Linked DNA regions of Homo sapiens: region 1 is linked to region 2. The links are chromatin loops, found by intact Hi-C in ENCODE. Cell type or tissue: lower leg skin. All regions are shown on one strand. Links, peaks and the distances in the headings refer to the core of each region. The heading gives the core; the rest is flanking DNA. Region 1 holds the start of PRAC1 (PRAC1 small nuclear protein). Region 2 overlaps LOC105371814 (a long non-coding RNA gene).

Region 1 (5,000 bases), core at 1-5,000, 160 kb before region 2:
CAAACCAAATTAGGTTGTGTATAACTAGGTTGAGGGGAAGGGGAACAAAAAGTAACTATTAACAGTGGTTAAAAATTATAAAACATACACGTTGAAACAATTTTTTTAATTTAAAAGGGGCTGTTTATAAAAAAGTTTTAAAAGTAGCTCTGTGTTTTAAGACCCGTGTTCTACTTGCTGCGATCGGGATAGTTTTTTTTTCCACTTTGAGGCTCTTTTTTTTTTTTTTTAAGGGGCAGGAACATCATTTTGCATCAGGCCCTGTAAAAAAAAAAAGGGGGGGGGGGTGGGTAGGAACCAGGATGTTGGGGAAAATTATTTCAATGTGTTGAGTCTGAAGCTTTTTGGAAAGCAATGTAGATGTGATCTCGTTTGCTCTGAATCGAATTCCACAGAAACCGCTGTGCCGAATACTGCAAATCCTTAACTTTCATAAACGCCGGCACCGAACTCAACGCAAAACTACCCAAGTGCCAAAGACCATTTCTGGGAAGCTCATTCCATGAGACCTTCGCATTTTTCCAAATCAAAGGCTTCCCTTCGGATCTAATTATTTCTCCTCTACAGGGCTGCGGGAGGGGGAGGGGATGTGAGACTAGGGCAACAGATTAAGATTGAAAGTCCTTTCTCGCAGCTTCATTTTCGCCCCCACACTGTCCCAAATGCTTAGAACCCTCCTCGTCAGAATGGGAACGGTGCCCCCGCTTGTCCTAAAAGACACAGACCAGGTCCGTGAACTTGACCCAGGCGCCCACGCCTCTTTTCCCCGAAGGTCAGACAAAGGCAGAAGGGTTGGCTGGATTCTTTCCCGGGCCGCGAAGGCCTGGGGATCGCAAGTTGAGGAGGAGAAGACCGCAAACCCCTTTGGTTCAAGCAAGCTCTGCGGCAGGTAAAAGGCAAATTGGTGGGGACGGGTAGGACAGGGAGAGCATTATCTGGCTAACTCCCGCAGGCCTCTTCCGATTTGTCGGCGGGGACCTGACTCCCTGCGGTGTCTCTGGCCCCAAATACGGAGGCCAGGAGCTTTTCGTTGTCTCGCCCGATTTGGTATCTTATTAGCCGGTGTCGCTGAGCCGCGGGGGACTCCCGGCTGGAAAGGAAGCCCTGCGCTCGAAGCGCCCCACGCCAGACGGAGTGGCCCCTGCGCCTCCCCGCGCGCCGGCGCGCCCTGTTCACCTTCGACTGGATGTTACCGAGCCAGGGAGAGACCCGGAGATCGAGTGTTTGATCTTCCCTTGCTCCAGGATCCTGAATTCTTTAAACACACTCGCACGCGCTCGCACACAAACACACACACACACACACACACACACACACACGCACACGCAGCACTACTACCGTCTGAGCAGGCCGCTCCTCGCAGCCTCCGCAGTCGGCGGGTCGCCTGGAAAGACGCGCCGGTTTCCCGGGTCGGATGGCTCTCCAGGCCGCTATTTCCTCCGCCACCGAGTAGGGAGACGCCCCATTTGCGAAGTTTAAGTTTCCAGGTCCTGGGAAGGCAGCTGGGAAACCCGCGGGGCTCGGCAGCCGCCCTGGTAGCAGCCAGGGATCGGATAGCGCGGCGGGCGACAGCCCCCCGGATAACCCCGCCGAGGGAGGGGCGCTTGTAAAACCGAGCGGCGACGGCCTCGTTACGACCGACTCGAACATTCTCTAATAAATCATCGGCCTTAGCTAGTATTCGTTTGTGTACGCATCTGTTTATCCTGATTATTAAAATAAATTAAGGATTAGACTGCCTAGAATAAGGTAAACGAACATGAAATGCCAAGGAGGAAAACAGAAAAAGTTACACCATGTCGATCCCGACCAAAACATTGGCCTGACTTGCCGGATGGCCTCAAGAATCCGGCTTTTAGCTGCAGGCCCGGCGGGTGTTCCCCGGAAGGCAAGGATTGGAAGCTCTTTGATAAAGCCGCGCGAGGCCCGGTTTCTCGCGTTTCGGGTCGCTCCACAGCCCCCTCCGCCCTTCCCCTCCACCCCTCCGCGTCTCGGCCTGGCTCCGGAGGGGTGAAGGAATGTTTATAGCCTGACTCAAGTTCAATGACAAAAACCTGCCTGGAATGGGAGGTGCGGCGAGCTTCAGCCATCAACATGACAAAGGCTGGACGCAGGTCTCGGGCGGGGGCGACGGGCTGGGCCCACCTAGAGATGGGGAGCTGAGGGCCCACAGGATGGGTACGGACCCCGCAGACCAAGAGCTGCCTCTCTGCCCTCAGCCTGGGGTCTGCGGAGTTTGGCGAGTAGTGCGGGTGTGTGCCCGCCTGGATGAGGGTAAGGCGATCAGCCTCTGAGTGGGCAAGGGGACGTCTGATTACTGCCCAGGCTTCGCCTGGGGGTCCAGGACCCTGTGAGATGCCCCTGCTCTCTGCCTGGCCAGCTCTAGCTCACCCGGAGTAAGGATCCGCACCGTCCTTCTATCCACCGCGACCTGCATTTTCTGGCCTCCTCCGAGTTTTGTTCACATCTTCCCTCCCGGATTTGATATTCCAAGCATCTTCTCCAGGGAAGACTCCCAGAAGCCTTGCTTGTCTGTGTGTGTGTGTATCTTTCTCTTTCCCTGTTCCCCGTCCTGTTCCCCATTTGTTCTGATTGTAGTCATTTGGTCATGGAATAAAATCCTCTGGCCTCAGGTCACATATGGGGAAGCTGCAGACCCAAGATTTACCAGCATAGGAGTCAGGCCTGGTGGGAAGGGAGAGCATATTTCCAACTCTTTCCTCCTGTCTTCCACCCCTAGTGGAAGATTTTGCATACTCAATTAATGAGTAGTTGGTTGACAAAAATGTCCACACGTGTTTAATCCCCTGTTTGCATATATGCAGATCTGTCCAGTGCCTGAGGAGGGGCTGGGTCTAGGGTGTTTGGGTGCACCTGTGTGATCTCAGCTGGGTGACTCCGGATGGAAGCAGGTGCTTGTTAGTGTCTGAAGGGCCTTGCAGGGAGAGGTATGTTGACAATAGAGGAGTCCCTGGGCTTTCTATTTTTTCAGTTGGTGGTAGAGGTTAAGCGCTCCTGTTTTGGGACCCAGATCAAGTAACTTACCCTCTTAGTTTCAATTTCTTTAGGTTATAAAGTGCTCACTCAATTGTGGGTTTTGTCATTATGGGAGGGGGAACTGGCAGGGAAGGAGCCAGCTGTGGGGAGAAGAGAGTTAGGTGAGTCCTGAGTGTTTTTGTGGATTACTGTGCCCACCCCAAGACCAATGACTTGGCAATATCAGTGGTTGGCTGAAGATGTGAGCATGTGGTCCCCAGCCTGCTTCTGTACTGGACCCAGAGCCCCTGTGCGCACACATGCCTGCTGTGGCATTGATCCCACACTTGGCAAGGCAGAGCTTCTGAGAGGGTGCAGGAAAGGGAATAAGGAAGCCAGGGGCCCAGAGAAAAAGGTGCAATTATTATTATTATTATTATTTGTCACAGAGTCTCACTCTGTCACATAGGCTGGAGTGCAATGGCATAATCTCAGCTCACTGCAACCTCCACCTCCCAGGTTCGAGCAATTCTTGTGCTTCAGCCTCTTGAGTAGCTGGAATTACAGGTGTGAGCCACCATGCCCAGCTAATTGTTGTATTTTTAGTAGAGACAGTTTTCACTATGTTGGCCAGGCTGATCTCAAACTCTTGGCCTCAAGTTATCTGCCCACTTCAGCCTCCCAAAGTGCTGGGATTACAGCCATGAGCCACTATGCCTGGCCCGTTTTTATTTTTTTAAGGCCCAGAGCTTTTGCCTTAAGGATGAGTTAGTTTAAAAAAGAAAAATTGTTATAATCACAGTTAACTTTCACCCAGTTTCCTTTTTTAAAAAAATTTTATTGTATAAATAGAGACAGCGTCTTGCTACATTGCCCAGGCTGGTCTGGAACTCCTGTGCTCAAGGAATCTTCCTGCCTCGGCCTCCCGAAATTCCAGAATTACAGGCTGAGCCATCACTCCTGGTCTCGCCCAGTAGATGTTTCAAAGTAGATGTTTTCTAAAATATTTTACAATATTTACAAATTTTAAATAATAATAACGTTATCAATATTAATTTTGCTTATGCCAGGACTCCATCCCATTGGAGACAAACATTAAGTCTTATGGCAGACCTTACAGCGGGTGCTAGTTCCCACTCCCAAGCCTCTCCCCCGCCTAGGTCCTGCAGGTCCCGCGTGCTGCGAAACATTTTCTTTGTCCCTTTCTGCCCAGGGCGGCTGCCGGTCTCTCCAGGAACCGCGAGTAGGTGCTCCCGCCAGGTGGTATCGGTGAAAGCCTGCTGCTCACCCTTCCCTTGTTTCCCAAAACTTCTGAAGGCTCCCAAATTCCTGGGAGACCCTCTCCCAGGGCCTCCTGATGCAGCTACCATACTGAGCGATCCGTCGATAACGCCCTTGGCCCACCGATCAGTTTACCTTATTAGAGAGAAAAGCACTCTTGGAGGTAGTAAGATGGGCCGGTCCTTGATCTGAGAAATGGGCGCACAACATCGCTGTTCTCTCTGCAAAGGTGGGGACCAGAATCCAGCTTGCCTGACCTTGCAAGCAAGCATCGGCCTAAAGGTTTCAGCCTCCCAGTGGCGCTCTGTTTGCACGCCTTAGGCTAGGAGAGGAAGGACGGGAGCACAGCACTGGGTGCCCCTCTCCCTGTAGAGTCTGGGGCGGGGCTCAGTAAGAAGGCCTGCGGTTGGTGGCTCCCCACCTCATAGCTGCAAGTAGGGGCGAAAGCTGGAGTGTCTCCTCCCAGCAGCCTCCTCGCCTCCCCGCAAACCTCCGAATCTCCCTGGACCTCCTGGTTGCTGTGGCCCTTCCTCCCCTGATTGGCTTCCTCCCTCTTTCCCAAGGCCAGAGAAGTCCTCTCTTCCCCTCACCTTCCTCCCTCTTCCCATAAAACTTTTAGGAAAATGGGGGCGGGGGCGGTGGAGACCACCAGCCTGGAACTTCAAGTTCAATGGCAAAGTCCCTGACCCTCCCCCCAGGCTGGGCGCCAGCATTATTCTAGGGGCGATTAAACTCTTTTGCTG
Region 2 (5,630 bases), core at 631-5,630:
TGGGCGACAGAGAGTGAGACTCCATCTCAAAAAAAAAAAAAAAAAAAAAAAGAGTAATGGAAAGCCCATCCTTAAGCTTTTGTAGGATACATGGTGGCCCAGCCAAAGACTGGATTTAATAGCCCTCCTTGCAACTAGTTGTGGCCATGAAACTAAGTTCTGGCCAATGGAAGGTGAGCAGTAGGGAGCTGTGCAACTTCTAGATCCCATGCTTAGAAGGAAGAAAGTTGCTTGCTCTTCATTTTTCTCCTTCCTGCTGATTGAGAAGTGGTAACACCTGGTGTAGCCACCTTAGCCACAGAGATGGAAGCCACATGTTGAGGATGGCAGAGTCACTCTGAAAACCCCGGGCTGCTCACCTCTTACTGCTACATGAAAAATAAATGATCTTCTTTCGGATCTATCTTACCTAAGCCCCTGGATTCTGGTGCCTCTTTGTTATAGCAGATTACCATGTACCTTTAATTAATGCAGCATGTTTTTTAAAAATAATCCTTTCCTGTTAGAAAAGTGGGCAAAAGGCATTAGGTGATGGTTTACTCACACAAAAAAGGGCTACAAATGGCCTTTACATATGTGAAAATATGCTGAACTTCACTTAGAAGAGAAATGCAAGTTAAAACCACACTATGAGACTATTTTACATTAATCACATTGGCAGAAATTCAAAGGCTCAACCATACACTCTGTGGCAAGGCTGTGTGGGAAATAGGTATTCTCATAGTTGGCTGGTGGGAGTGCAAAATAGACCAGGCGCAGTGGCTTACGCCTGTAGTCCCAACACTTTGAGAGGCCAAAGTGGGAGGATCGCTTGAGGCCAGGAGTTCCAGGCTGCAGTGAGCTATGATTGCACCACTGCACTCTAGCCTGGGCAATAGAGAAAGACCCCAACTCTAAAAAAATAAAAAATAAAAAAAAAAAAACAGAAGAAAATAAACGTATCAGAATTGGCACTATCTTCCTCCAAGAGGGCAAAAGCTTGTCCCCTTGCTCCATGAGGGGAGTATTTCATGCTCTGGAGCTCCCCATGGGCTCAGGCTGCATCTGATCTCCAAATGAGATCAGATCCTTACTTCCCCTTTCCCCGTTTCCCCCGCTTCCCTTATGTCCTGCTCCGGAGAACAGTCTGTCCATCAATCACTTGCACAAGCATCCCGGTTTCAGGCTATGCTCTAGTGAACCCAGCCTAAGATACATGACGCTTACTAACCAGTCAGTAGCAAGGAAACGGAATGGCCAGCACTCGCTTCAGGCTCTGCCTCTGTGTGAGTTGCTGACACACAGAACATCGCAGAGGAGGAACACCGGGCCCAAACCGGTGAGTGATTAAGAAGAAGAAAACATGGTTCTTGGTAAGGCAATCAAACTAACAGAGGTGCTCTGGAAAGTCACACTCTTGGGGGAAGAAAAGAAGTAACCCTTGACCAGGCGCATGGGCTCACCCCTGTAATCCCAGCACTTTGGGAGGCCGAGGCAGGCGGATCACCTGAGGTCAGAAGTTCGAGACCAGCCTGGCCAACATGGTGAAACCCTGTCTCTACTAAAAATACAAAAATTAGCCGGGCGTGGTGGTGGGTGCCTGTAATCCCAGCTACTCGAGGCTGAGACAGAAGAATCGCTTGAACCAGGGAGGCGGAGGTTGCAGTGAGCTGAGATCATGCCACTGCACTCCAGCCTGGGTGACAGAGTGAGACTCCATCTCAAAAAAAAGAGAAAGAAAACTGCAAGATATTTTCTTTGTTTTTGTTTTCAGACAGGGTCTCACTCAGCTGCTCAGGCCGGAGTGCAGTGGCACGATAATAGCTCACTGCAGCCTTGATCTCCTGGGCTCAAGCGATCCTCCCACCTCAGCCTCCTGAGGCCCGGCTTTTTTTTTTTTTTTTTAAGTAGAGATGAGGTCTTGCTATGTTGCCCAATATGGTCTCAAAATCCTGAGATCAAGTGATCCTCATGCTTTGGCCTCCCGAAGTGGTAGGATTAAAGGCGTGAACTACTGCATCTGGCCAGATCTTAGCTGTTGGAATAAGGGTATTGATTCATTAATTCAATAATTTACTAATCGAGCACCTACTCCATGCCAGGTACTATCCTAAGCACAGTGAACAAAACAGGCAAAGATCCCTGCCCTCAAGGAGCTTAAATTATAGAAAGAATAAAGATGAAAAATACAGTAGTAAACATAACAAATAATGATATGGGTAAGAAGTTCATAGAGACTAGGGAAGAGACAATTGCAATCTTAAATAGGGAGATCAGGCAGGTCTCACCGAAAAGGCAAGATTTGAGCAAGACATGAAAGAAACTAGGTGCTGGGAGCGGTGGCTCACGCCTGTAATCCCGGCACTTTGGCAGGCTGAGGCGGGAGGATCACCTGATGTTGGGAGTTCGAGACCAGCCTGACCAACATGGAGAAACCCCGTCTCTACTAAAAATACAAAATTAGCTGGGCGTGGCGGGCCTGTAGTCCCAGCTCCTAGGGAGGCTGAGGCAGGAGAATCGCTTGAACCTGGGAGGCAGAGGTTGCGGTGAGCTGAGATTGCGCCACTGCATTCCAGCCTGGGAAACCAGAGCGAAACTCCATCTCAAAAAAAAAAAAGAAAAGAAAAGAAAAAGAAAAGAAAAACCCAAACCTCGGGTCTCTCCAAAGTAGCTCCCACTGAGCTCCCTCTGCTGGACAAATGTGAAATTGCTTCCCTTTTTAAAGATAATCTACCGATAGTTGTGGAATGCAACAACCATGTAAGACTAACCTTCCAAAATGGATTAGAGGCCCGGTGCGGTACTTTGGGAAGCCGAGGCGGGCGGATCACTTGAGGTCAGGAGTTCGAGACCAGCCCGGCCAACATGGTGAAACCCCGTCTCTACTAAAAATATAAAAATCAGCCAGGCGTTGTGGTGCACGCCTGTAATCTCAGCTACTCGGGAGGCTGAGGCAGGAGAATCACTTGGACCCAGGAGGCGGAGGTTGCAGTGAGCCAAGATCCAGTCACTGCACTCCAGCCTGGGTGACAGAGTGAGACACTCCCGTCTCAAAACAAATAAACAAAAAAGTGGATTAGGGGAGAAAGGCTCCCATGAGACACCTCCACCCCCATTATTCACCATCCATACCCTGGGGCTAAGGCCCTTAACTGGAGAGGAACTGGGATGGATGAAAGCACCCCCCACCCCGGGCCAGGCGCAGTGGCCTGTAATCCTGGCACCTTGGGAGGCCGAGGCCCATGGATCTCTTGAGGCCAGGAGTTAGTTCGAGACCAACATGGCAAAACCCCGTCTCTAAAAAAAAAAGAAAGAAAGAAAAGAACCCCCCCAAGCAAGCCTTGCTCTGAATCCTTACCAGGCCTGGAAATTCTCAAAGAAGACAAGCTTCCTGGTTTGAGTTTTTTAGCAGTGACTCCCGCTAAATGAAATGCTCAAGCCATCAGGTGTTTTAGGAATTGTAGCACCAGGAAGAAACAATACATAGTGCTGGCCAACCGAGGCCTGAGATTTTTTTAAAGCCAATGTTGCAGGAAGACAACCCCAGACAGACATACAAAAGATTCCCGCAATCGTAGGAAGTGGATGGCTCAAACTGCACAGTTCCCAACAGGAAACCCTACTCATTGCTTGTCTTTGGAGCATTCCTGAAGGATGCTTGTTATACAAGGGAAGTCTTCCAAACAGGTAGACCATAGGGACCAAAGAACTCACTGTCCAGGAAGTGAGTTACATAAAAACGAGGCTTGTGAACTTTGTTGGTTCTGTCATTGGCTGCTTCTATCATCTACCTGTACAGCCTTGTCCAGCAAGACACAACACAGCTCCTGGACCAATGGCCAAGTATGGTGCTTCCTTGGAGGTGTCCCTTTTCTTAATGGTAGCTATTGTGAATGTCTCTTTTTTTTTCCTCCCACTATTGCATATGAGTAGTGATTAATAGTAGGTATTGCCAATCAATTAAAATTGGGAAATTGTAATGGTCAGTAATATATAAGGAAATATACCTTAAAATTGATACTACATATGTGTGTATATTTAGGAATATTTTGTGTTCGAAAAATTCAATGAACCAATAAAATTAGATTAACATGTCTTGGTCACTAAAATGCTGGCAGGTGCAAAACTGATTATAGAAATAAATTGGGAGGCCAGGCGCGGTGGCTCATGCCTGTAATCCCAGCACTTTGGGAGGCCAAGGCAGGTGGATCACGAGGTCAGGAGTTCAAGACCAGCCTGGCCAAGATGGTGAAACCCCATCTCTACTAAAAATACGAAAATTAGCCAGGCATGGTGGCAGACACCTGTAATCCCAGCTACTCGGGAGGCTGAGGCAGCAGAACTGGAATTGCTTGAACCCGGGAGGTGGAGGTTGCAGTGAGCTGAGGTTGCACCATTGCACTCCAGCCTGGGCGACAGAGCAAGACTCCATCTCAAAAAAAAAAAAAAAGAAAGAAAGAAAAGAAATAGATTGGGCTGGCCGGGAGCGGTGGCTCATGCCTGTAATCCCAGCACTTTGGGAGGCTGAGGCAGGCGGATCACGAGGTCAAGAGATGAAGACCATACTGGCCAACATGGTGAAACCCCGTCTCTACTAAAAATACAAAAATTAGCTGGGCATGGTGGCGCATGCCTGTAGTTCCAGCTACTCGGGAGGCTGAGGCAGGAGAATCGCTTGAACCCAGGAGGCAGAGGTTGCAGTGAGCAGAGATCGCACCCTTGCACACTAGCCTGGCAACAGAGTGAGACTCCATCTCAAAAAAAAGAAAGAAAAGAAAAGAAAAAAGAAAAAGAAAGAAAGAAAATAAAAGAAATAGATTGGGCTGGGTGCAGTAGCTCACACCTATAATTTCAGCACTTTGGGAGGCCAAGGCAGGAGAATTGCTTGATCCTAGGAGTAGTGAGACCAGCCTGGGCAAGATAGTGAGACTCAGTCTCTACCAAAAAATTAACAAACTGGGTGTGATGGTGTATGCCTGTGGTCCCAGTTACTCAGGAGGCTGAGGTGGGAGGAATGCCTGAGCCTGGAAGGTCAAGGCTGCAGTGACCCATGATTGTGCCACTGCACTCCTGCCTGGTTGAAGGAGCAAAATCCTGTCTCAAAAAAAAAAAAAAAAAAAAGGCTGTACCATTTGACTGTTTTTTTTTTTGAGACGGAGTTTTGCACTGTCACTAGGGCTGGTGTGCAGTGACACAATCTCAGCTCACTGCAACCTCTGCCTCCCGGGTTCAAGCAATTCTCCTGCCTCAGTCTCCCGGGTAGCTAGGATTACAGGTGCCTGCCACCACGCCCGGCTAATTTTTAAATATTTTTAGTAGAGACAGAGTTTCACTATGTTGGCAAGGTTGGTCTCAAACTCCTGACCTCATGATCCACCTGCCTTGGCCTCCCAAAGTGCTGGGATTACAGGCGTGAGCCACCACGCCCAGCCCATTTGACTTTTTTTTAAAGACAGGGTCTCGCTCTGTTGTCCAGGCTTCAGTGCAATGGCAAAATCATAGTTCACTGCACCGTCAAACTCCTGGGCTCAAGCAATCCACCCACCTCAGCCTACCAAATAGCTGGGACTGCAGGCCTGTACCACCACGCCCCACTAATTTTTTGTAGAGATGGGGTCTCACTATGTTACCCAGGCTGGTCTCAAACTCCT

The links. Hi-C counts contacts between places; a loop is a spot of excess contacts. Peaks named below come from ENCODE experiments on the same cell type or tissue, not always from the same donor. Only the 100,000 strongest peaks of a DNase experiment are listed, where the experiment ranks them.
Region 1: a loop joins it to region 2, with 5 times the contacts of the local background. A loop is called at or near these places in 80 of 110 quality-filtered maps.

Annotation. Positions count from the first base shown.
Region 1 is chr17:48,717,926-48,722,925 of GRCh38, forward strand. PRAC1 (PRAC1 small nuclear protein) reads right to left here and starts at 4,593. Exons shown (of 2, transcript NM_032391.3): 1 at 4,393-4,593; 2 at 3,794-3,974. The coding sequence starts at 4,467. The coding sequence ends at 3,876. It also overlaps a transcript of PRAC2 not described here. RefSeq lists an enhancer at 4,539-5,000. In lower leg skin, for the core only: no CTCF peak of the experiment used is centred there; DNase peaks (open chromatin) are centred at 713 and 1,886.
Region 2 is chr17:48,882,182-48,887,811 of GRCh38, forward strand. The region is part of intron 2 of LOC105371814 (a long non-coding RNA gene); the gene reads right to left. Among named protein-coding and RNA genes, the nearest start is that of ATP5MC1, 7.8 kb to the right of the region's middle. In lower leg skin, for the core only: a CTCF peak has its summit at 2,676 (motif pointing left); no DNase peak of the experiment used is centred there.